Regions from separate parts of the Homo sapiens genome. Here all the other regions are linked to region 2. A link is a loop called in an ENCODE intact Hi-C map of the cell type or tissue named here. Cell type or tissue: heart right ventricle. All regions are shown on one strand. Region 1 overlaps HORMAD2 (HORMA domain containing 2). Region 2 holds the start of RNF215 (ring finger protein 215). Region 3 overlaps TBC1D10A (TBC1 domain family member 10A).

Region 1 (8,000 bases), 280 kb before region 2:
TGTTCCTTTAAGAAATCTTGAGGTCAGGAAGCCTTACACTGGATTATTTAGCAAATTCATACATTTCTATTTCCACTGCACATTTGTTACTTATGATTTATTCAACACTGACCAGAGGGACCTAGGGATACAAAGATAAAACAGAAGTGGGAAAGAGCTTGTAACCATGGCAGAAGATAAGTGAATTCATATGCAGGGCTGATGATCAGCTGTTACATACTGACTCAGCTGTATCTGCTCTTAAAATATTGAAATATTTCTGTATTGAATGGTGAATAGCTACTTTTCTGAGACCTCATGTGGCTCCCCATCAATATCCTCCCCATCACCTTACAGTGTCTCTTTTGGGATCTCTCCAGAACACTCCAAAATCCAGTAACCAAAGGGTTAATATCTAGTCCGAACGTTGCTTCCAGGAGGCCAGCTCTAGAGCCAAATTGGCATCCTTTCTGATTGGCCAGTATCTATGTCATATTGGGCTTTACATGTTTATTTATTAATTTTTTTGTGAGTGTGTGGCAGAGTCTTACTCTGTTGCCCAGGCTGGAGTGCAGTGGCGCAAACTTGGCTCACTGCAACCTCCGCCTCCCAGGTTCAAGCGATGCTGCTGCCTCAGCCTCCTAAGTAGCTGAGATTACAGAAATGCACCACCACACTCGGCTAATTTTTGTATTTTTAGTAGAGATGGGGTTTCACCATGTTGGCTAGGCTTCTCTCGAACTCCTGACCTCAAGTGATCTGCCCAACTCAGCCTCCCAACATGCTGGGATTACAGGCATGAACCACTTCACCCAGACTATATATTGATTTTTTTATATCAATTTGATATTTTTATGTAAAAATATCAGAGATATTTCAATCACCCCTATAATGCTCATTAGAAAGTGATGCATGCCAAAAGACAGATAATGATCATATGCAATGGGAAGTATGGGAAAGGAGGCACTATACCCTGTGAGAAACATGAGAGAAATCTTTTGAGAGAAAATAGCCTCTGAGCTTTGGAGGCCCTGAATATTTGGACAGATTGAGAGGGGGAGACGGCCATCACTGTTATACTGAACAGTGCTCACTCATTCCCCTTCATCCATTCATTTAGCAGCATTTCCTGACTGTTCCTCATTGAGGGGCAGTACAATATAGTTAGAACTTCAAGTTTTGGAGTCAGATGGTCTGAAGAATCCCAGTTCTGTCACTTAACACCTGTGTGACCTTTGGCACGTAACCTACCTTTTGGTACCTTAGTTTCTTTGCATATAAGATGGGGATAATAATAGAATCCACTTGTTAAGGATATTTGATAATTAAATGAGTTAATAATCTAAAGCAGTGGTTCTCAAACTTTAGCTTGCATCAGAATCACCTGGAGGACTTGTTAAAACACATGTTGTGAAGCCTCACCTCAAAATTTCTGATGTAAGAATTTGCATTTCAGACAAATTATAAGAGATGCTCTTGACTGCTGGTCTAGGGACCATAATTTGAAAACCACTGATCTAAAATGGTTAGAACAATGCCTGGCACATAACAAATACTATGTATGTGTTAAACATTCATTCTTTATACATTGGCTATTTAATCTGTGCCAGACACTGTGCCTAAGCATTGGATGAGATAATAATGAGAGTAAAATGTGATTCCACTCCCAGGGAGGTCATAATATAATAGGGTCACTTCTTAAATAAAAAATTATAAGTATTACATGTACTAAAATAGCAGTATAATGTACAAAGAGTATCTAGCTAGTTTGATAAATTTATTTTACTAAATGTCTACCTGTATGACTGACTCAGTCAAAATAGCTTGTTTTGGAGAGATCAAAAGACAAAATTTTAGATAGATGACTTAGTCTCTTAAGTAAATAGTATTTATATTGTTTTTCAGTTGTTAATCTTTTATAACTTTCCTCAGGTGATCTTGTAGCTGGTATGATATGTTTTAAAAGTAGTTTGAGGCCGAACACAGTGGCTCACACCTGTAATCCCAGCACTTTGGGAGGCTGAGACGGGTGGATCTCTTGAACCCAGGAGTTTGAGACCGGCCTGGGCAACATGGTGACACCCTGTCTCTGCTATAAATACAAAAAATTAGCTGAGTATGGTGGCTGGTGCCTATAATCCCTGCTACTCGAGAGGCTGAGGCAGGAGAATTGCTTGAGCCTAGGAGGCAGAGGTTGCAGTGAGCTGAGACCATGCCACTGCACTCCAGCCTGGGCGACAGAGCGAAACTTCATCTCAAATAAATAAATAAATAAATAAATGAAAATAGTTTGAGTAAAATCAGATTTGAGTATCTAGAGATCTTGAAAGGTGTTCCCCTGTAAGAGCATGATTATTTCTAGTTATGAAATTTTGTGTGATTTTTTTTTTTTTTGAGACGGAGTCTCGCTCTATTGCCCAGGCTGGAGTGCAGTGGTGTGATCTCGGCTCACTGCAACCTCTGCCTCCCGAGTTCAAGCAATTCTTCTGCCTCAGCCTCCCAAGTAGCTGGGACTACAGGCACGTGCCACCATGCCTTGCTAATTTTTGTATTTTTAAAGTAGAGATGGGGTTTCAATTTTGGGTGATTTTTATACTTATTTTGTACTTTATATTATGCTTGAATTCTTCAAAATAAGTACATATCAGTGTTGCAGATAATTATTGTAAAAAAAGAGACTATATTGTATATAGCTATCTAGCTTGTTTCCTTATTCGCATTCTCAATCCCTCACCATTCCAACCCACTGTCCACACTGCATACTTTCAGAAACCCAAGTCTGATCATGTCATTCTTTTGCCTAAAAATTTTCCACAGCTTTTAAAATAAAGTTCAGGGTCCTTCACATGGTCTGCAAGGCCTGTATGATCCCTATCTTCCTGTCCAGGGCATCACTGTCATTCCCATGTTCAAGCCACACAAAGAATCTAGAACATGCCAAGCTCCTTTTACCTTTGCATATATTGTTCCTCTTGCCTGGAAACTTCTCTCCCCTGCCCCATACACCTTGCCTGGCTAACTCCAATTTATCTGTCAAGTCTCAGCTTAAATATTTACTTCCCTAGGGAAGTAAATACTTCCCTCCCTGACACCCTCCTCCCTAGCCTAGATGGTCCCTTTATTTCATGTTCTCATAGCATCCCATGCTGCTTCTTCATAGCAATGAACACAATGTTAATGATGTAGCTATCTTTGCTATTTTTTTGTTGTTTAACGTTGTTCTCCCCTGCTAGTCTAAATGTTCCCTGAGATTGGGACCATGTCTATTTTTGAATGAATGCATAAATAAATGAACTCAATTAAGTAATGTATGAGTTTATATGCAGTAATCAAAATGGCCACACAGTGGCAGTAAAGTTTTAGTCCTTTGATATGAAATTATGGTTCTGAAATTTTTTTTCTTTTCTCTTTCTTTCTCTCGCTCTCTCTTTCTCTCCCTCCCTCCTTCTTTCCTTCCTTCCTTCCTTTCTTCTTTTTCTTCCTTTCTCTCTTTCCTTCCTTTCTTTCCTTTCCTCCTTCCCTCCCTCCTTCCTTCCTTTCTTCTTTTTTTTTTTTGGAGTCTCTCTCTGTTGCCCAGGCTGGAGTGCAGTGGCGTGGTCTTGGCTCACTGCAACCTCTGCCTCCCGGGTTCAAGTGATTCTCCTGCCTCAGCCTCCCGAGTAGCTGGGATTACAGGTGCCTGCCACTACACCTGGCTAATTTTTTGTATTTTTAGTAGAGACGGGGTTTCACCATGTCGGCCATGCTGGTCTCAAACTCCTGACCTTGTGATCCTCCGGCCTCAGACTCCCAAAGTGCTGGGATTACAGGCGTGAGCCACCATGCCCGGCCCTCTCTTTCTTTCTTATAGGGTTTCACTCTGTTGCTTAGGCTGGAGTGCATTGGCACAATCACAGCTCACTGCAGCCTCAACTTCCAGGCCTCAAACAATCCTCCTGCCTCAGCCTCCCAAGTAGCTAGGACCACAAGTGTGCACCACTATGCCTAGCTAATTATTTACTTTTTGTAGAGATGGCATCTTACCATGTTTCCCAGGCTGGCTTTGAACTCCTGGGTTCAAATGATCTGCCCACCTTGGGCTCCCAAAGTGCTGGGATTACAGGCAAGAACCACTGTGACTGGCCTGAAATTTTCTGATTTGTATTCTAGTTTTTAAAAACAATTATCATTGGCTTGATTATATTTCTATCTCTATATGTTACTCTTTCAAGCAGAGATAATCTGTTCATAGTAGTGTATATGTAGAGAGGACAAGGACTTTATAGACATATAAGATGTTTTTACTTTAGTAGATTAGTTTCAAATGGGACACTTTTTGAGGTACTTGTTGCATATTTAATTATTTAGTAATAATGAATTATTTTGTATACCTTTTGCCTCCAGAACTAGAATATAACTTTTTAAGGGTAGGGATAGTTATCTTTTTTGTGTCCCTCTCGTCTCTAGCAGAGCCCTGTGTACGTAATGGACTCTCACTTGAATGAGTGAATAGTTAGTACAGTTGGCCCTCCATGTATCAGAGCATTCTACATCCACAGATTCAACCAACTGGAAAATATTTAGAAAAAATAACAGTACAACAATAAAAATAATACAAATAAAAAATACAGTGTGACAAGTATTTATATAGCATTTACATGGTATTAAGTATTATAAGTAATCTAGAAATGATTTAAAATACAGTTGAACTCATTACACATTATATACAGGTATCAAAATATCACATGTACCCCCAAAATATGTACAACTATTATATATCAATTAAAAAATGCTAGTCTTTCAGAAATGGAGAGAAAAAAAGAAAAAATTATAGGAAAGAATCAGTTTTCAGATATCTAGGAAATTCCCCTTTATAATGCAAAAAAATTGCTATCGAATTGTGAGCATATACTTTTTTTTTTTTTTTTTTTTGAGATGGAATCTCGCTCTGTCGCCCAGGCTGGAGTGCAATGGCGTGATCTCAGCTCACTGCAACCTCTGCCTCCCAGGTTCAAGCAATTCTCCTGTTTCAGCCTCCCAAGTAGCTGGGATTACAGGCACAAGCCGCCATGCCTGGCTAATTTTTTGTATTTTAGTAGAGACAGAGTTTCACCATGTTTCCCAGGCTGATCCCAAACTCCTGAGCTCAGGCAGTCTACCCACCTTGGCCTCCCAAAGTGCTAGGATTACAGGCGTGAACCACCGCACCCGGCCTCATATAATATACTTTTAGCATAAAATTAATTTTGACCTTCCTGGAAAAAAGTACAGTTGACCTTTGAACAACATGGGTTTGAGCTTCACAGGTCCACTTATATATGGATTATTTTCAATAAATACAGTTGGCCCTCTGTATCTGTGGCTTCCACATCTGCAACCAAAGGTGGATTGAAAATACAGGACGGGGCCAGGGCAGTGGTTCACGCCTGTAATCCCAACACTTTGGGAGGCCGAGGTGGGTGGATCACAAGGTCAGAAGATCGAGACCATCCTGGCCAACATGGTGAAACCCTGTCTCTACTAAAAATACAAAAATTAGCTGGGCGTGGTGGTGCATGCGTGTAATCCCAGCTACTCAGGAGGCTGAGGCAGGAGAATCGCTTGAACCCGGGAGGAGGAGGTTGCAGTGAGCCAAGATCACGCTACTGTACTCCAGCCTGGTGACAGAGCAAGACTCTGTCAAAAAAAAAAAAAAAAAGAAAGAAAGAAAGAAAGAAAAAGAAAATACTACAGGCTGGGCACAGTGGCTCATGCCTGTAATTCCAGCACTTTGGGAGGCCAAGATGGGAGGATCACTTGAGGTCAGGAGTTCACGACCAGCCTAGCCAACATGGCAAAACCCCATCTCTACTGAAAATACAAAAATTAGCCGGGCATTGAGGCGGGCATCTGTAATCGCAGCTACTCAGGAGGCTGAAGCAGGGGAATCCCTTGAACCTGGGAGACAGATGTTGCAGTCAGCCGATATCATGCCACAACACTCCAACCTGGGTGACAGAGTGAGACTCTGTCTCAAAAAAAAAGAAAAAGGAAAATACAGTATCTGTAGATGTGAAACCCAGATATGGAAGGCTGACTTTTCATATACTCCCTGAGGTACTTGAGTACACATGGATTTTGGTATTCATAGGGAGTCCTGGAACTAATTCCTTCTCAGATACTGAGGGATGACTGTATCCTTTTTCTTCTGGCCTTCTGGATATTTTTTTCCTACCCAAATCTTTCGAACCTCTCTGAAATAATATTTTAATTAGTCTATTGAAAAGAATGATAATATAGGTGCAAGTATGTAATAATAATAGTTTTTTTTTCTTTCTCTTGAAGCTACGTATGGCAGTACTGACAGTAAGTACACACTCATTTAAAGACCAAGCCTCTGTCTCTATTTCATTGTCTTTTGGCAAGTGAAACATTAAAACAGTACTCTCCCTCTTCCTCCCTGACTTTTTTTTTTTAATCTGTCTTGGAATTAAAAACATAGGATCTATCAGAAGTTTAATAAAAGATTATGAATTGTATATTTCTTTGGTATAATACATGGGAAAATGTATAGGCTATACTATCTGCTTCATTTATTGGCTCTCAGGATTTTATTTTTTTAGTTACTTTACAGACTCCAAATTTTTTGTTTTTGAAGTTTGGTAGACTCTTTTGAAATTTTGTATACCTCTGAGTTTAACATGTTATACATAGTTAAGAATAGAAAATGAGAAGATACCACTGAGAGTCTTAGATCTATGATTTATTGAACAAATTTTAAACCATAATGGATTATTTAGAATTTATTTGTAGCTTAGTCATGGTAATTATGAATCCTTCATTATTAATTTCCTTTTATTCAGTGTTCACAGAATATTCTAAAGACTCTACATTCACAAAATAAGCATATCCTATCTCTAGCTTAAAATATATGTCTGTACTCAACTAATAGAACACAAATTGAACTCTATATAAAAAAGGTATTTGATGAGGAGTAATCTAGTAAATTCCAGAAATTAAATGATGTTTATTTTCCCTTATACAGCTTTACACAGATCCCATGGGATCTGAGGTAAGAACACACACAAACGTATAGGTGGGTAGTATATGTATATTATATTTTAAGATGTTTTTCTGAGTTGAGGCTATAGATTTTGTTACTAGACTACCATATGAGCAGAGGAACTAATAGTGGGCTCTTTCAGTATATTTTACTCTAAACTTGACCAATCTCTTATTATGAGATTTTTCAAAAACTATGTAAGGGTATTGGGGAAAAAAGGCATTGAGAAGAACTGAGCTTATTCCCTAACCTGTTGGCATTAAGAGTCTCTTAATGTATAAATGTATAAAACCACATTTTTTTCTTAAAAATTTTTTAAATTTAATTTTTATGAACTTTTTTTCCGAGTCATATAAAACCACATTTTATTATTTATTTAAACTGATTATGAATCTTTTCTGTTTATGGCCTTTTGGGAAAATAAATGAGATATGGCATAACTCTAATTTTCATTTTTGCCAACTAAATTCTCCCTCTTTTCGTGTTTTTATAGATTTTCAGAGCTTTACCTCTTTACTTCTCTCTTTAGATTTCTTCCCTCTGTTTAGGGAATCCGACTCATCTTCAAGGCCAACTATGTTCATATCTTATATGTAAACCTCTTTGGCTATTTGGTCTATACTAACTTCTTTCTTTAAATTCTTTTTCCAGCAGAACCCCACAATTTAACACTCTCAATTGATTCATATTGATTACTTAATCTCCTCAACCAGATTGTGAATTCTTCTTTTTTTTTCTTTTTTCTTTTTTTAGATGGAGTCTCGCTCTGTTACATAGGCTGGCTCTGCCTCCCAGGCTTCTAGCAATTCTCCTGCCTCAGCCTCCTGAGTAGCTGGGACTACTGGCATGCACCACCATGGCCGGCTAATTTTTATATTTTTTATATTTTTAATTTTTATATTTTTAGTAGAGATGGGGTTTCACCGTGTTGGCCAGGCTGGTCTTGAACTCCTAACCTCAGTGATCTTCCTGCCTCCTCCTCCCAAAGTGCTGGGATTAC
Region 2 (8,000 bases):
GCTTCCCAATGCCTGCAGAACATGAGGACGGCAGCTAACACTGACTACATGTGACCTGGCCCAGGCGCCCCAACTGAGCGCCCACCTACACCATGTCTCTGAACACTCACAGCACTCCTGTGGGGTGGGAAAGGCCGTCCTTGTCACTAAGGTGGGGAGAAGCCACAGGATTTTCAATACAAAGCCATGTATATGGCCCCACGAGCCTCCTTTCCCTAGGCCCCATGTAATCTGCTAGCACCCACCTGCTCCTGGGCACGACTGCCTCCAAGGCAGACCAAGTCCTGCCATCCTCCATAGCCATCCTTGGAGAGGCCACAGGTGGTCCACAAGGTCAACTTCCACTCGATATTGGCAGACAGGGACTCTCCGCTGGTGATCTCAGCCGTGGCCTGGGTCCTCCTGGGAGGGGAAGTCACCGGGGCCAGATGGAAGGACTCTTGGGAAGGGAGGCCCAGACCCACCCACCCCAGCTCTGCAGGAAAAGGATACCTACGACTGTCGCCCCTGCTGGCCTTACACTTTGCCCCAGGCCTTTTCCCTCTATTGGTTTTTCCAATTTTCACACCAGCCAGGCCAGGGAAGCCTGCAAGTCCATCTTCCTCCTTGCTGGGGCCAGTCCTCTCTGCCCACAGAGCCACTTCCTTGCTCCAAGCTCCAGGCTCTGGCACCTCCTTCCCATCCCCTCACCCATTTTTCAGCCTGGGACAGGACAGTCTTTCTTTTTTTTTTTTTTGAGACAGGGTCTCCCTTTGTCACCCAGACTGGAGTGCAGTGGCACAGTCACAGCTCACTGCAGCCTCTACCCCCGGGGCTCAAGTGATCTTCCCACTTCAGCCTCCTGATTAGCTGGGACTACAGGCATGTGCCACCATGCCCAGCTAATTTTTGTATTTTTTTGTAGAGACTGAGTCTTGCCATGTTGCCCAGGCTGGTCTCAAACTCCTGGACTCAAGTGATACTCCTTCTTTGGCTTACCAAAGTGCTGGGATTACAGGCATGAGCCACCATTCCCAGCCGAGAGGGCAGTCTTAAAGCTAACAGTTGGCTGGGTACGGTGGCTCACACCTGTAATCCCAGCACTTTGGGAGGCCGAGACGAGTAGATCACAAGGTCAGCAGATCGAGACCATCCTGGCTAACATGGTGAAACCCCGTCTCTACTAAAAATACAAAAAAATTAGCCGGGCATGGTGGTGGGCACCTGTAGTCCCAGCTACTTGGGAGGCTGAGGTGGGAGAATGGCATGAACCCGGGAGGCAGAGCTTGCAGAGAGCCGAGATCGCGCCACTGCACTCCAGCCTGGGTGACAGAGCGAAACTCCATCTCAAAAAAAAAAAAAAAAAAAAGTTAACAGTTAGGCCGGGCCCTGCCAGGCCCAGCCACAGTGGCAGCAGGGGCAGCAGCAGCAGCAGTGGCAACGGGGGCTCCTGCCTGTAATCCCAGCACTTTGGGAGGCCGAGGCAGGTGGAACTGAGGTCAGGTGTTCAAGACCAGCCTGGCCAACATGGTGAAACCCTGTCTCTACTAAAAATACAAAAAATTAGCTGGGTGTGGTGGCACATGACTGTGATCCTAGCTACTTGGGAGACTGAGGCAGGAGAATCACTTGAACCTGGAAGGCAGAGGTTCCAGTGAGCCGAGATTGCGCCACTGCACTCCAGCCTGGGCAACACGAGTGATACTCCATCTCAAAAAAAAAAAAAAAGGCTAACAGGTAAGGCCCTGGTCCCAAGCCCCCTCAGTCCATGGGAGAACCAGGGGCTCTCTGTACCCAGGGTCAGTCCTTTGAAGTCTAAATACCAACTCACTGCAGCAATGCATCCAACAGCTTGGTGACATTGGAGGAATAATGGAGGACGATCACTGGCCTGAGCAGAAGCTGGGATATGTCCAGCTGCAGGGAGACAAGGAGGTCAGCAGGCCTGGGTCCCCCTTTCCCCAGCTTGCTTACCCTCACGGCCTGGTCCGATTTACCTCTCGGACCACGTTGTGGTTCAGGATGAGAAGAAGCAGGGCAGAGGCACCCAGGAAGAGGGCCCGCCGCATCTGCAGAGGGATAGAAGGCGAGAGGCTAGCATATACCCTGCCTGCACACCTGTCTCACCACCTGCAGCCCTAGCTGCTCTTAGCTCCTGGCCCTGCAGTGAGCAAAACTCTGGACAGACTGCCATAAGCTCCTTGAGGTCAAAGGTGGAAACTGCTTTCTTCCTCCTGCCTCCCTTCCAGATGCGCTGTGCCTTCCCCGGTCCTATCAGGGCAGTCCCAGCAGTGGTCGTCAGCAGCAGCTCCCCCATCCCATACTCTCAGAGCCTGGTCAAGCTTCTCAACCTCTCTCTGGCCTCCTCTCACCTCCCTGCTTCGAAGCCATACTGACTCCATTCTTCAAACTGGGGTGCCCTGACCCACCAGGCCTAGGGCTTCTCTGCAAGCTCTTAAGGGCCCATCTAAGGAGGGCCTGGCTCTAGCAGATGCCTTGGAATCCTTTCCTCCAGCCCCCTCCCCCATAGACATCCCCTGCACCTGCTGGACCAGGGCCTTGGGATAGGCCTGCGGGCCACTGCCCTTATTCTCCTGGTGGAACTGGGCCGCCTGCTCCTTGCCCACGTATGCCACTGCAATCCAGCCTTCCACTGGTGCCTCCTGCTCGGCATCCACGATGTCCATCTGTGTGGCAAGGGGCCATGAGCAGAGGGAGGTAGGGTGTGGTGGGGGAGGGAGCCGGGGTCATCACAGTGGATGCCAAGGCCAGAGTTCCCAGAGCATCTGGCTCTCTGGTTTGGGAAGCCGGAATGCTGGGGGCCTGGGGAGCCTGGGGAGGGGCGCTGGACTCTCAAGGCTTGGTGGAGGATGAACGTCGGTTCAGGGTGCGGGGTCTCTAGGGAGGGTTGAGAGAGGGGTTTAGTGATGCGGCCAGATGGCTCAGCAGCGCTCACCAGCAGCAGACGACCGCCCAGCAGGGGCGCCGGGTCGGCTTCGGAGCCGATCCTGACGCCCTCCAGGACCAGAGCGTCCTGGCGCGGCAGTCTCACGTCCACCCGCACGGCGCGGGCTCCGCCCCGCCCCGCCCCGGCCGCCGGCTCGCTGCCGTCCGCCGCGGCCCCGGGCCCCGCCAGGCCCAGCCACAGCGGCAGCAGGGGCAGCAGCAGCAGCAGCGGAGACGGAGGCGGCGGCGGAGGCGGCGGCGGCGATCTCAGCGCGGGGCGAGCGGCGGGGCCCATGGCCGGACCCGGCGAGCTGGCCCAACAGTGGGGCCAGGGGTCCCGGGCGCGGGGGGGATCGGAGGGAGCGAGGCCGCTGCCGGACGGGGCGGGGCGCCGGGAGGGGCGGGGCCGCGGCCGGACGGGGCGGGGCACCAGGAGGAACGGAGTGGGCGCTTGGCGGCTCTCGCGCCCAGACTGGGCCGCGGGCGCCCCCTGGTGGCCGCGGAGAGCTCAGGTGCCCGCGGCTGAGGGAGCTGGAGAGGGGCAAAACCGGGGTCGCAGCGGGAAGGCGGAAAGTCAGAGAGAGGAGGTGCTTCGGCAGCGGACGCGTCAGCGGGGCAGACAGGAAAATAGTTGGAAAGGGCGACCTGGGGGAGCAGAGACACGATCAGAGCCTGAGAAGGGCAGGAGCAAGGGATGTCTAAGGGGCCTGGTGGCAGGCCCTTGTTCTGCGGCAGCCCCGTGGACCCACGGGGTGGCCAGGGCCAAGTCACATCCCTCTCTTCCCCGGTCCTCCCTGTCTCGACCCCACTAAACAGCAGGAGGCAGAGAACCAGAGACTGGCGTGGGAAGCCGACAGGGGAGATAGAGGGGCAGGGGAAAGGGGCTGGGGGGCAAGGCAAAACGAAGCAGGCAGGGACTCAGTGCCTCAGTGGGACCGAGAGGCTGGGTCACTTCCCTCATCTGTGAAATGGGCACCATAGGCCGGGCGCGGTGGCTCACGCCTGTAATCCCAGCACTTTGGGAGGCCGAGGCGGGCGGATCACCTGAGGTCGGGAGTTCGAGACCCGCCTGACCAACATGGAGAAACCCCGTCTCTACTAAAAATACAAAATTAGCCGGGCGTGGTGGCGCATGCCTGTAATTCCAGCTACTCAGGAGGCTGAGGCAGGAGAATCGCTTGAACCCGGGAGGCGGAGGTTGCGGCGAGCCGAGATCGCGCCATTGGAATCCAGCCTGGGCGACAAGAGTGAAACTCCGTCTCTAAATAAATAAATAAATAAATAAGCACCATGTACAATCAACACTGCCTCACCCCCAGCAAATAACTCAAATGTCTACTGGAATGTGGAAGTTCCACTACTGTTCTAAAACTTGTCCGTTTCTCCAAGGGTTGGGGCTGCTGGGAGCTGGCTCAGTCTGAAACCTGAGCCTTTAAAAATTGTATGGTGGGCAGGGCGCGGTGGGTCACGCCTGTAATCCCAGCACTTTGGGAGGCTGAGGCAGGCGGATCATGAGGTTAGCAGATCGAAACCATCGTGGCTAACAAGGTGAAACCCCGTCTCTACTAAAAATGCAAAAAAATAGCCGGGCATGTTGGGAGGCGCCTGTAGTCCCAGCTACTCGGGAGGCTGAGGCAGCAGAATGGCGTGAACCCGGGAGGCGGAGCTTGCAGTGACCTGAGATGGTGCCACTGCACTCCAACCTGGGCCAGATGAGCCACAACACTCTTTTTTCTCCAGAAAAATTGAAAGAATTTTACAGTGAACACCTGTAGGAACACTGATATGGGATGACCAAGTTGCTCCTGAAGAAGTGTGAGACGGGTATATAAGACAGCCCCCGATATCAGCCTAAAGACAGACAAATGGAACATGAAATAGGCCAGAAACTGACCCACACATCTAAAGATGGTGTACATCAGAGGAAACATTGTGTTTGTGGAGATACAAGGAGGCAGTAGCATGGACTGTTTGGTAAATTGTGCTAAGAAATTGAATTAACCATTAGGAGAAGAAATTAGACCCCTATTACATACACATCATATACAAAATATGAATTCCATATAGATTAAAGACCTAAATAAGAAAAGTAAAAGTTTAAGCATTAAAAAATTATTTATGCATTTATTTTTGAGACAGGGTCTCTCTCTGTTGCCCAGGCTGGAATGCAATGGTGCCTTCTCAGCTCATTGCAACCTCCAGGGTCAACTGATTCTCCCACCTCAGCCTCCAAAGTAGCTGAGACCACAGGGGTGTGTCACCATGCCCAGCTAATTTTTTTTTTTTTTTTTTTTTTTTTTGTAGAGACAGGGTTTCACCATGTTGCCCACGCTGGTCTTGAACTCCTGGGCTCAAGGGAACTGCCTGCCTCAGCCTCCCAAAGTGCTGGGCTTACAGGCAATAGCCACTGCACGTAGCTAGATTCTCTGTTCTGTTCCATTGGTCTATAGTAGTCTCCCCTTACCTGAGGTTTTAGTTACCTTCAGCCAACCGAGGTCCAAAAAAATATTAAATGGAAAATTCCAGAAATAAACAGTTCATAAGTTTTAAATTGCATGCTGTTCTGAGTAGCATGATGAAATCTCTTGCCCTTCCTCTCCATCCCTCCCTGGATATGAATCCTCCCCACGCTGTAAATGTTACCACCTGTTAGTCACTTAGTAGGCCTCAGAGTTATCAGATTGAAGAAACACAGTATGTTTTCAGCACTACCTGAGGTTTCCGGCATCCACTGAGGATCTTGGAATGTATCGCCCAAGGATAAAGGATCACTAATTGGATATGTTACTAACGTTTTTTCATATGTGGGAAAGCACTCTTCATAAGCTACAAAATGCACTGTGGAAGCCCCGTGGTGCCCGTGAAGAGGCTTGCTTCTCCATTTCTGTGACTGTCCCAGCCCATCTGTCAGCCCCAACAACAGGGTTGCAAGGATGCACCCTGTAATCAGCCAGGTCTTTGGCTCCATGTTCTGCCTGCCCTGTCCCCACTTTCTCCCTACCCTTCACCCCACTGACCTAGTCACCCCTCAACATACACACTCCAACCAGATGCAGGTCCTTGTTCACGCTTGTCCCCCACCTAGAACACAGTTCTGCTTCCCTACAAATATCCACATCCTAGCCTTCCATCAGTGGGAGCCGGAGCCCCCTTGCAAACTTGGTGGGTAACCAGTTCCCTGTGGTGTGTTCTTCCATGGGGTAACCCCTGGTTATCGCAGAAGGAACAAGAGCTGGAGGATGTTACCTCAACGTGGGTGGGTGTAGCTCAGCCCAGCCAGGGGCCTTCTGCTGCTTTGGGGTGAGGAGGGTTAGGGGGTGGGTAAAGAAACAGTAAAGATTGGAGCCAATGCTGGCGGGGGGCAGAGTGCAGTGTAAGCCCAGGAAGTGAGGCAGCCAAGGGTGGGAGATTGACTGCAAGGAGACGAGTGACCTTGAGGCCCTGCCTGGGAGTGGAGTATCTGAGGAGAAGGGGACTGGAGGACCCCAGAAGCGGGGGAAGGGATGCCAGCTAAGAGACATGCAGGCACCCTGCTCCCAGGGATGGACAACAGGACCCTCAGCCCTGTGGGCTCTCTCTGGAGTAGCCCAACCCGCAGATCCAAACTCCCAAGAGAGGGTGGGGAGCTAGAGCGGACAGGACTGTCACTCTCTCACCATGGGCCTCTGGGCAAGCCACTTCCGTTTTCTTGGCCTGTGTCCTCAGTTGTAAAATGGGAGCTTGGACTAAATGACTTGGGAGGGCCTTTCATCAGACATGCTGTGATTCCAAGTAGCTTGTTTCTTGGGATACAAGGTTTCCTGGCCCTGGGCTGGGCAGAGACCTGCATGGAGAAGGCCCCAATTCCTCTGTCTCTCCTTATTCTGTAAAGTTGCAGGGGGACCTAGGAAGAAACAAAGCTACTAATGAAAGTGTGAGGCATGGAATATGTTACCTCAGCAGTGGAAGGGGGTGGTGATGAGGATGAAATGTTTTAGAATTGGTACCAGGAATGGGGTGTATGACAAGGCCCTTGAATTCCGTGAACCTGAGCCCTCTGCTTCTCTTCCTTTGCTGTGAAATGAGTTATTTGGTCACACACCAGGCTGTGCAAATGCCAAAAAAAAGGCATTCCGTGAGTACACAGATGGTGGTGCTGGCAGAAGGATGAAGGGCAGGGAAGGCAAATCCACATCTAGAATATGTGTCTATTCCAGTGAGCATGAACCTGGGCCCCACCTATGAGGAAGAGGCCAATGTAATCAAGCTGCCACCAGGTGGCAGGCTGGTCCCTGGGGAATGTGGCCACATGGGGCCCAGTGACTTTGTTTTGTACAAAAAGGGCCTTGAAGCAGACAATGCCTAACTCATGGAAATGTGTCACCATCAGTGGGGGCTTCTGGCCCAGTGGCCACAGGGACGGCTAGGCCTGAGGTGGTGGTATTTTTAGAACATGGAGGTCCCTAAGATTCCTTTACCTTATGGACATGAGGCCCAGCACATAAAACAAGTTGTCTTAGAAGATCTTAAAGTGTCCCTTGATTGCCTAGTTCCATCTGCCACCTCCCTCCACTCACCCAGATGCTCAGAGGGTCGATGACTCACTCAAGATCACACAGGGCAGATGCAAAGTAGCCGCAGCTTAACTGTGGCATGGGCTGTAAAGTAGAGGGGGTCCTGCTCCTTCCTTGGGTCCAGCTCTCAGGGACAGGGTGAGCGTCATGCCCACAAATGGATATCAAAGGACTTCTCGGTGCTAGGCACTGGGCATGGAGCAGTGACCGTGACCAGCAATGGCTTCTGCCCTTGAGAACAGAGAGAAAACCATAACCACATACACAAGCAAGATCATTTCAGGCCACGGTAGGTGCCACAGGAATGAGATAAAATAGCCTCAGAGAGGGGCTGGGGGCCAGAGGCCACTTCAACCTCATTACCAGGGAAGGGAGACCTCTCTAAGAGGTGGTGTGTGGGCTGGCACCTGAATGGCAAGAATATTCAAGAGAAGAAACAGAGAATGCAAGTGAAAACAGCTGATACCAGCTGGGTACAGTGGGTCATGCCTGCAATCCCAGCAGTTTGGGAGGCCACAGTGG
Region 3 (8,000 bases), 68 kb before region 2:
GGAAGATCGCTTCTGGACTCACAGTGTCCAAGGCCCAAAGCACTGAGTAGGGACAGGAGTTCTCCGAACTTATGCTCCTTCACTGGGTCACTCACGACCCAGCTACTCCTGCCTTGTCTTGGGGTACATATGAGGAGCTGTGTGTGGAGTCCTGGGACAGGAATTGTGTCATCCATCATGACAACTTAGCAACAAAAACAACCTGAAAAGCCTGGTAGGAGAAGTGCAGACACTTGGGGCTGGGCTGAAGTCCTAAGACTGGGACAGGAAGGGGAGGAGGAGAGGCCACACAGTGGTCACCAACTTTGGTAAGATGGGAAATTAGGAAGGAGGAATGCTGGGTGCCAGGCCCTGTTCCATCACTTGCTCACCCTTGGTTTCCTTATCAGGAAACAGGGTAAAATAATAGCCTACCAATTTCCCATTGCTCCTATAAGGGTTACTGAGAGGCAATGGAAATGAAAGCACTTTGCAGACTAAAGAGCTAGATAAATCAAAGCATCCCTTGATTTGATTACATTCCCAAAGTCCTGAGGGACACCGATCCTGCACACAAAGAGAAGTCCAGCCTGGTATGGTAGTTCATGCCTCTAATTCCAGCACTTTGGGAGGCAGAGGCAGGAAGATCACTTGAAGCCAGGAGTTTAAGACCAAGCTGGGCAAAAAAGTAAGACCCTGTCTCAATCAATCAATCAGAGATGTCCTCTCACAAGAGGAACAGAGCATGCTGGGAGCAGTGGTTTCTGTGGCATGTGCCATGGTGACTCCCCTGAACTTGCGTGGTACCACATAGAGAACTTCTCAAAGCACTGTTTTTGTTTTTGTTTTTTTTTTTTTGAGATAGGGTCTCCATTGCCCAGGCTGGAGTGCAGTAGTGCAATAATGGCTCACTGTAGCCTTGATTTCCCAGGCTCAAGTGATCCTCCTACCTCAGCCTCCCAAGTAGCTGGGACAACAGGTGCGCACCACTATGCCCAGCTAATTTTTAAATTATGGGATGTAGAGATGGGGTCTCCCTATGTTACTCAGGCTTCAAAACACTTTTCATATACTCCACGGTCAGTCTCAGGATGTCAGATGTAGCTGTCTTCAACACCATCCCACTAAAGCTGCCTTAGTTGGCTGGCACAGTGGCTCATGCCTATAACGTAAGCACTTTGGGAGGCTGAGGAGGGAGGATCGCTTGTGCCCAGGAGTTTGAAACCAGCCTGGGCAACATAGTGAGACTCTGTCTCTACAAAAAGTAAAAAAAGTAGCCAGGCATGGTGGCTTCAGCCTGTAATCCCAGCTACTCAGGAGGCTGAGGTGGGAAGATCGCTTGTGCCTGGGAGGTTGAGGCTGCAGTGAGCTGTGATTGCACCACTGCATTCCAGCCTGGGTGACAGAGCCAGACCCTGTCTCTTAAAAACAAACACACATACACACACACATACAAACTGCGTAGTTTTTATGTGGGGAAAACCGAGGTTAAAAAGATTAAGCAACTTTTGACCGGCATGGTGGCTCATGCCTGTAATCCCAGCATTTTGGAAGGCCAAGGTGGGTGGATCACCTGAGGTCAGGAGTTTGAGACCAACCTGGCCAACATGGCAAAACCCTGTCTCTACTAAAAATGCAAAAATTAGCCGGGCATGGTGGTGGGCACCTAAAACCCCAGCTACTCGGGAGGCTGAGGCATGAGAATCGCTTGAACCGGAAGGCAGAGGTTGCAGTGAGCCAAGATCAATTGTGCCATTTCACTCCAGCCTGCGCAAAAGAGCAAAACTCCATCTCAAAAAAACAAAACAAAACAAAACAAAACCAAGATTAAGCAACTTTCTCAAGGTCACACAGCTAGTTAGTGGCTCAGTAAGGCATAGGGTTAAGGTCTCCAGATCTCCGTTCAGCAGTATTTGTTTACACTATGCTCCTAATCCAATTATCTCATTTGATCCTCACAATCCTTTGTATACAACCACACCTGGTAACTTCTTTCTCTTTTTAAAATTTTTTTTAGAAATGGGGTCTCGCTCTGTCACCCAGGCTGGAGTGCAGTGGCACAATCACAGCTCACTGCAGCCTCAAACTCCCAGGCTCAGCCTCAGCCTCTGTAGTAGCTAGGACTACCGGCACGTGCCACCATGCCCAGCTAATTTATTTTTTAGAGACAGGGTCTCACTATGTTGACCAGACTGGTTGAAACTACTTGTTTAATGTCTGATTTCCCTGTGAGGGCAAGATCAGGTCTATATCCTGAGCCTAGCACAGGGCTACACATATAGTAAGTGCTGGGTGAAAAAAACTGGAAGCATTAGCCCCATGGTTGGGTGAGGGATGTGCCTAAGTCACATATTACAAAGGTCAGTGGTGGAGCCATCACTGACACTCTGACCCTGTGCCTGGTTCAGAGCCCTTTCTCAAACACTAGCCTAAAATCCACATTTCCAGCCAGAATCTCTCATCTCCGGATGCCACTGGTGGTGCCCCTTGTAAGTGCTGAGGGGTTTGCCTTCTCACAGGTTTTGTCCCAGCCAAGGCACCACCTCTAAGAACAGAATAAAGGTGCTAGGTGAGGTCAAACAAGCCTCCAGTTGCCAAGTGCCTCCCCTTGATCAGTGTATGCTGTGTCCAAAGGCCCAAACCCACCCTTCCCAGTTGCCATACCACCCTAAGGTAGGTTTTCCATGTCCTCAGGCCCCAGTCCTCTCTTCTGGTTCTCCTTGCATCCTTCCTTATCATCCAATATGTCTGCCAGGCAGAGACCAGGAAGCTCAACACCGCTTATCCTATTCCTTCCCCAACCAGGTCAGCCAACCCACTCTCCTGCTGGAAGGAGACAAAGAACCCCTTGATGTGCCCGGGGCAAGCCAGCCATACCAGGCACCTTGGGGAGCCCAGAGCTGTGACAACGCAGAGTCACAGCAGCCCACTGCCCTCTTCAGAGGAAGGCCACAGCTGGCCTTGCTTCCCTGTAGCCAGAGGGCTCCAGAATGGACTCTGTAAGAGGCCAAAGCCACTTCAGCTAGTCCAGAGCCTTCCTACCTCTCCATCAGCCCACATGGCAGTCATGAACCAAGCACTAATGATTTGCCAGCCTCTTTATCCTCACTGCTCCAGACCTCTTCCAGGTCTCACCACAGCCCTTTTAGGCCATCCTTGATTCTCCCAACAGGTCTCACTGCCTGCAATCCAGCTCCTCTTTATGCCGTCTTCCATGCCAGACCTGGACTAACTTTTATGCAACACAGGAGGCCTCAGCCTGACATTCAAGGCTGGACTCAGACCGCCCAACCCATTTCCTGGACTAACTTTTATGCAACACAAGAGGCCTCAGCCTGACATTCAAGGCTAGACTGAGACTGCCCAACCCATTTCCCTAACCTACCCTTGCTTCGTATCATTCTACTGCCTCCCGTTCTTCTTGTCGTATCATCCTACTGCCTCCCGTTCTTCTTGTCATCTCTGCTCTTGCCACACATGCTCAAACGACTGCTTTTGGGAGGGACTTTGCACATGGGCCCCCTCTCATCCAATGGACTGCCCTGCTTTGCCTCTTCTGAAGCCTGGATCAAATGCTACTACTTTCTAGGCTCCTGCAGGTGGGGCTGGCTGCTTTTTCCTCTGTACTCCCAGAGCAACTGCATGCCTCAATGACAGCCTTCATCACTCAACACTGGAAAGATTTGTCTGTGGTTCTATTTTTCAGCAAGTCTGTGAGTGCCTTGAGGGCAATAAAACACAGACATCTTGTTCAGTTCTATATCTCTTGTCCAAATCACAGGGTCTGACAGAGTAGGTGCTCAATAAATGTGTGGTAAATAAGCTCACTGCTAAGATGGATAAGCTGGCAAAAGTAAGCCTTGGTTTGCTCTCCCAGGCTGCTGGGTCTGCTGAGTATTTCTCTACCTGAAGAGGTGTTGAGTGCTAAGCTATGGCAGCCTCTGAAGACCTGGACAGGGCACAGAATGGAGTAGGGTAGGGTAGGGGGAGGAGAGACGGGAAATGGAAGGATGAGACAGAGAAAGCCAAAGTTGGCAGCTGCCCTGAAATCCTAGGTGGGGGCTTCTAAGCTGGTTAAGTATCAGGAGCATTGACTTGCCAGTGGGGTGGCCAGTACAGTGTTCTCCCTGCTGGAGAGGGTCTCTGGGCCCAGGATTGCGGCAATAGATTTACCAGGGGCAGACTAATCAGTTAAAGGAGGCCTCCTACCCCTCAAGTGTACTGTCTGCAGGATAAAGTGATCAGCTAGGACAACGGATGGATGATGGCAGGGCTCTGCTCTAGTCGGCAATGCATCCTGAGCCTGTAGGCTCAATTACCTCGACTGAGGAAGAGAAAGGGGAAGAGAATGGTCAGTGCTATGTAGCTAGAGGAGCACTGGGTGACAGTCGGAGGACCTGGGATCCCTCTCCGGTCTGGCTCCACAGTTCACTAACAGCAAGAGTTCTCCAACCTTCAGATTCCTCACCGGTACAAGCAACATAATCCCTGCCTCATCTACAAAGTAACACTTCTTCCAAAAGGCACAGACTAGATATCAAAGTCAAATGGCCATTATGCAGCATGTTGGGGTCAAGACCAATGCAATCCGGACTCTGGCCTATGGGAGGACTAAATCAGGCCTGATCTGGCCATGCTTCCAGGACCTCTCCAAGGATTTTCCTCCCTGTGCCTTTCTCCTGCTTGATGGCCATGACCTTTCCCTGTACTGAGACCTGCTCTGCCCTCCATACTGGAAGGGGGAGGTAGCCAGATTCCTGCTAACTCCTGCCCTGGGTGTGGGGACCTCAGGGACCTTAGGGACTTAGGGACAGTAAGCACCTGGCACCCTGCCTGCTGCCACCTTAGCAAGGTGTAGTCACTACTGGATGCAGTGTCAAGAAACAGGTTCTAGTCCCAGTTCTGCCATTTACCAGCTGGCAAACCTTGGGCACTTTTTCCTCGGTCTTCAGTACGCTCATCCACAGAATGGGGATAATCACCCCTCTCAGGGGAAGTAAGGATTCACCATGGGTTAGGGTTCATTCCTGCCGACAGGGGCTGGGCCTCACTGACACTCATCATTATAGCCAAAGATGGGAAGTAGAAAATGAAAAGATAGAACCACGAGCTGCTCCAGTCTTTAAGAGGGAGAAGAACATTCACTGAGCACCTACCCTGTATTATTAGTTCATTTAAACCTCAGAATGATCCTGCAAAGTCAGTGTTATCATAACCATTCTGCAGGTGAGAAACTGAGGCTCAGAGAAGTGAAGCAACATGTCCAAGATCACACAGCCAGCCAGATTCTGGCGCTTGTGTGAGGAGGGAGCACACAGTACCTTCTCTTGCCCACCTCGATATAAACAGATTGGGTGGCTGGGCCACAGCCAGGCCTCACTGCCCCTTGGGAGGTCCTGTTTCAGGCCCAGATGCTGGTAGGACAAAACATCAAGTAGGTGCTACCATCTTATCTCTTTCCCACAGCTTAGAGTTTCCCAGCAGGCGGACACTCAGGCACCTTCCCAGGGTAGCAGCTGGTGTGCCGGCTCCCTCCTTTACCAAGTCAGGTCTTGTCTGAGGACCTAACACTCACAGGGCCACCAAACCGGATATTCCTTCGAGGCTAAGAAGGGAAAAATGAGAGAAAATGGGAGGGCCTGCAGTCTAGAGTCACAGCCCAGGGCCCCATATGTACAAATGCCTCCTTCCAGATGGGCCACCCAGGGACCACCCCAATGCCAGCTCCATGCTCTCCTGGGATCTGTAACAGCTCAAGAAAAGTAGATGCTCTGAGTTTACTAACTAGAGAATAAGGCAAGGAGTCAGAATCTGGCCTGCCAGGAGGGCCCTGACCCCACTCCAATAAAAACTGGCACACAATAAACTATAGGGATGCCAATTAAGCCAGTTCTATGATTTCCAAAGTTGGCTAGTAATGAAAGGCCCAGGGAATGAGAACTAAAGAAGGCAATACTGCTATTCCAGATGTTTCTCCCTGGGCCCAGCTCAGATCCCTTGCTCCCATAACAGGAAGCCAACACCCATGGGATCCCAAAGAGCATAGCTCCTCACCTCATTTGGCCTGCAGACTGGGCGGACTGAGGCTGGATGGGAAGCTCTCAGCCTCAGGAGGCCAGACCTGACAATCACATAGGAAAAGGAGAAGAAGGTCAGGGACCACCTCTCTCAGGTCACCTCCCTCGGGCCAGGAGACCTGGTATAAAACTTGTATCCTTCTTTCCCTTCCCAACCACTTCCTCTATGCTACAGAAGGGACACCAAACAAGTCTGTTCTTCCTGCTCCAAAGTGACAGGAGGGGTATCATCACTCCTCCCACCCTTCCCTGCTGAAAACATCTTTTTCCTCAACTGGTCCTGGGCCTTTTTTTTTTTTTTTTTCTTTGAGACACGGTCTGTCTCACCCAGACTGGAGTACAGTGGCATGACCTCAACTCATTACAACCTCCGCCTCCCAAGCTCAAGCGATTCTCCTGTCTCAGCCTCCTGAGCAGCTGGGATTATGGGCGTGAGCCACTACCGCCTGGCTAATTTTTGTATTTTTAGTAGAGACGGGGTTTCACCATGTTGGCCAGGCTGGTCTCAAACTCCTGACCTCAAATGATCTGCCCACCTCGGCCTCCTAAAGTGCTGGGATTACGGCGGTGAACCACTGCACCCGGCCCTTCCTGGGCTTCAATGCCCCACTCGGTCTCCAGCCAAGCCAGAAGAACTAATGCTGTCGGCACTCTGATCTATGCCTATGCCACCCACAGGATCATTTACTGGCAAGCTGCTTTCTTGTCTGTGGCTACTACTCAAAAACAGACAGGGACCATCTCAGTCTCACTAAAGGTTCCCTGCGGAGTAGGCTCAAAAGACAGACAAGGTGAAGAAATGGAAAGGCCTAGGACTGGGAATCAGGAATTCCAGGTTTCTCACAGGCCTCCAGTTTATCCATCTGTATGCTGATGGCCATCTCTAAGGTCACTTTCAGCTTTTTTTTTTTTTTTTTTTTTTTTTTTTTTAGGCAAGGTCTCCCAGGCTGGAGTGTAGTGGCGTGATTTCAGCTCACGGTAACCTCCACCTCCCTGGGCTCAAGCAGTCTTCCTACCTCAGCCTCCCAAGTGGCTAGGACTATAGGTGCATGACACCACACCCAACTAATTTTTGTATTTTTTGTAGAGATGGGGTTTCACCATGTTGGCCAGGCTGGTCTTGAACTCCTGGGCTCAAGCGATCGCCTGCCTCAGCCTCCCAAAGTGCTGGAATTACAGGCGTGAGGCACAGCACCTAGTCTTTTTTTTTTTTTTTTGAGACAGGGTCATGTTCTGTCTCAAGAAAGAGCTGGGTGGAGCACAGTGGCACCATCTTGGCTTACTGCAACCTCCACCTCCTGGGCTCAAGAGATCCTCCCACCTCTCAGCCTCCCAAGTAGCTGGGATTACAGGTGCCCACCACAATGCCCAGCTAATTTTTTGTATTTTCTTGTAGAGATGGAGTTTCACCATGTTGCCCAGGCTGGTCTCGAATTCCTGAACTCAAGGAATCCACCTGCCTCAGCCTCCCAAAGTGCTGGGATTATAGGCGTGAGCCACCATGCCCTGCCACTTTCAGCTTCCTGACTTGAAATGTCTCCCCGCAAATAAGTATTAATTACTCCACCGCAGGCCTGAGGAGAAAAAGGTGAATGAGCCTCTTCCCAGTCCTGAAGCTAATCAGTCTAATGAACTGGTAATGACAACATATTCTTATCCTTCTGGGCCACTTCTATTAGCCTCATATACTGCTGAGAGAGTCGAAAGTGCTGAGCTAAGTCAGGGAAGGTAAGAGCAGGCAGGTGACTGCTAAGACACTTCTGTTCTACCTGTCTGACACCTGATATCCTGCAGGGACGAAAGGCCATATTTATGGATGGTGAAGGCAGTGGAAACTGTACTGACCTGGGAGTCAGAAACCCTAAGTCCAAGTCCTAGTTCTGCCACTAATATGCTGTGATCTTAAGAAAGTTACTCTTCTCTCTGGGCCTCAGTTTCCTCATC

Evidence for each region. Peaks named below come from ENCODE experiments on the same cell type or tissue, not always from the same donor. Only the 100,000 strongest peaks of a DNase experiment are listed, where the experiment ranks them.
Region 1: it touches region 2 in a loop (9-fold over the local background); 78 of 110 quality-filtered maps call a loop at or near these places.
Region 3: it touches region 2 in a loop (1.8-fold over the local background); 20 of 110 quality-filtered maps call a loop at or near these places.

What each region holds. Positions count from the first base shown.
Region 1 is chr22:30,105,514-30,113,513 of GRCh38, forward strand. HORMAD2 (HORMA domain containing 2) reads left to right here. Exons shown (of 11, transcript NM_152510.4): 6 at 6,283-6,303; 7 at 6,983-7,009. Among named protein-coding and RNA genes, the nearest start is that of HORMAD2, 29 kb to the left of the region's middle. In heart right ventricle, a CTCF peak has its summit at 3,311; no DNase peak of the experiment used is centred here; H3K27me3 peaks cover 432 bases.
Region 2 is chr22:30,384,094-30,392,093 of GRCh38, forward strand. RNF215 (ring finger protein 215) reads right to left here and starts at 3,318. Exons shown (of 9, transcript NM_001017981.2): 1 at 2,936-3,318; 2 at 2,523-2,666; 3 at 1,977-2,048; 4 at 1,811-1,896; 5 at 246-402. The coding sequence starts at 3,220. RefSeq lists a silencer at 3,058-3,417 and an enhancer at 7,411-7,600. In heart right ventricle, CTCF peaks have their summits at 3,432 (motif pointing left), 3,654 and 7,178 (motif pointing right); DNase peaks (open chromatin) are centred at 3,338, 3,651 and 7,192; H3K4me3 peaks cover 1,431 bases; H3K27ac peaks cover 1,135 bases.
Region 3 is chr22:30,315,638-30,323,637 of GRCh38, forward strand. The region is part of intron 1 of TBC1D10A (TBC1 domain family member 10A); the gene reads right to left. Among named protein-coding and RNA genes, the nearest start is that of TBC1D10A, 7.3 kb to the right of the region's middle. In heart right ventricle, a CTCF peak has its summit at 3,568; no DNase peak of the experiment used is centred here; H3K27ac peaks cover 6,686 bases.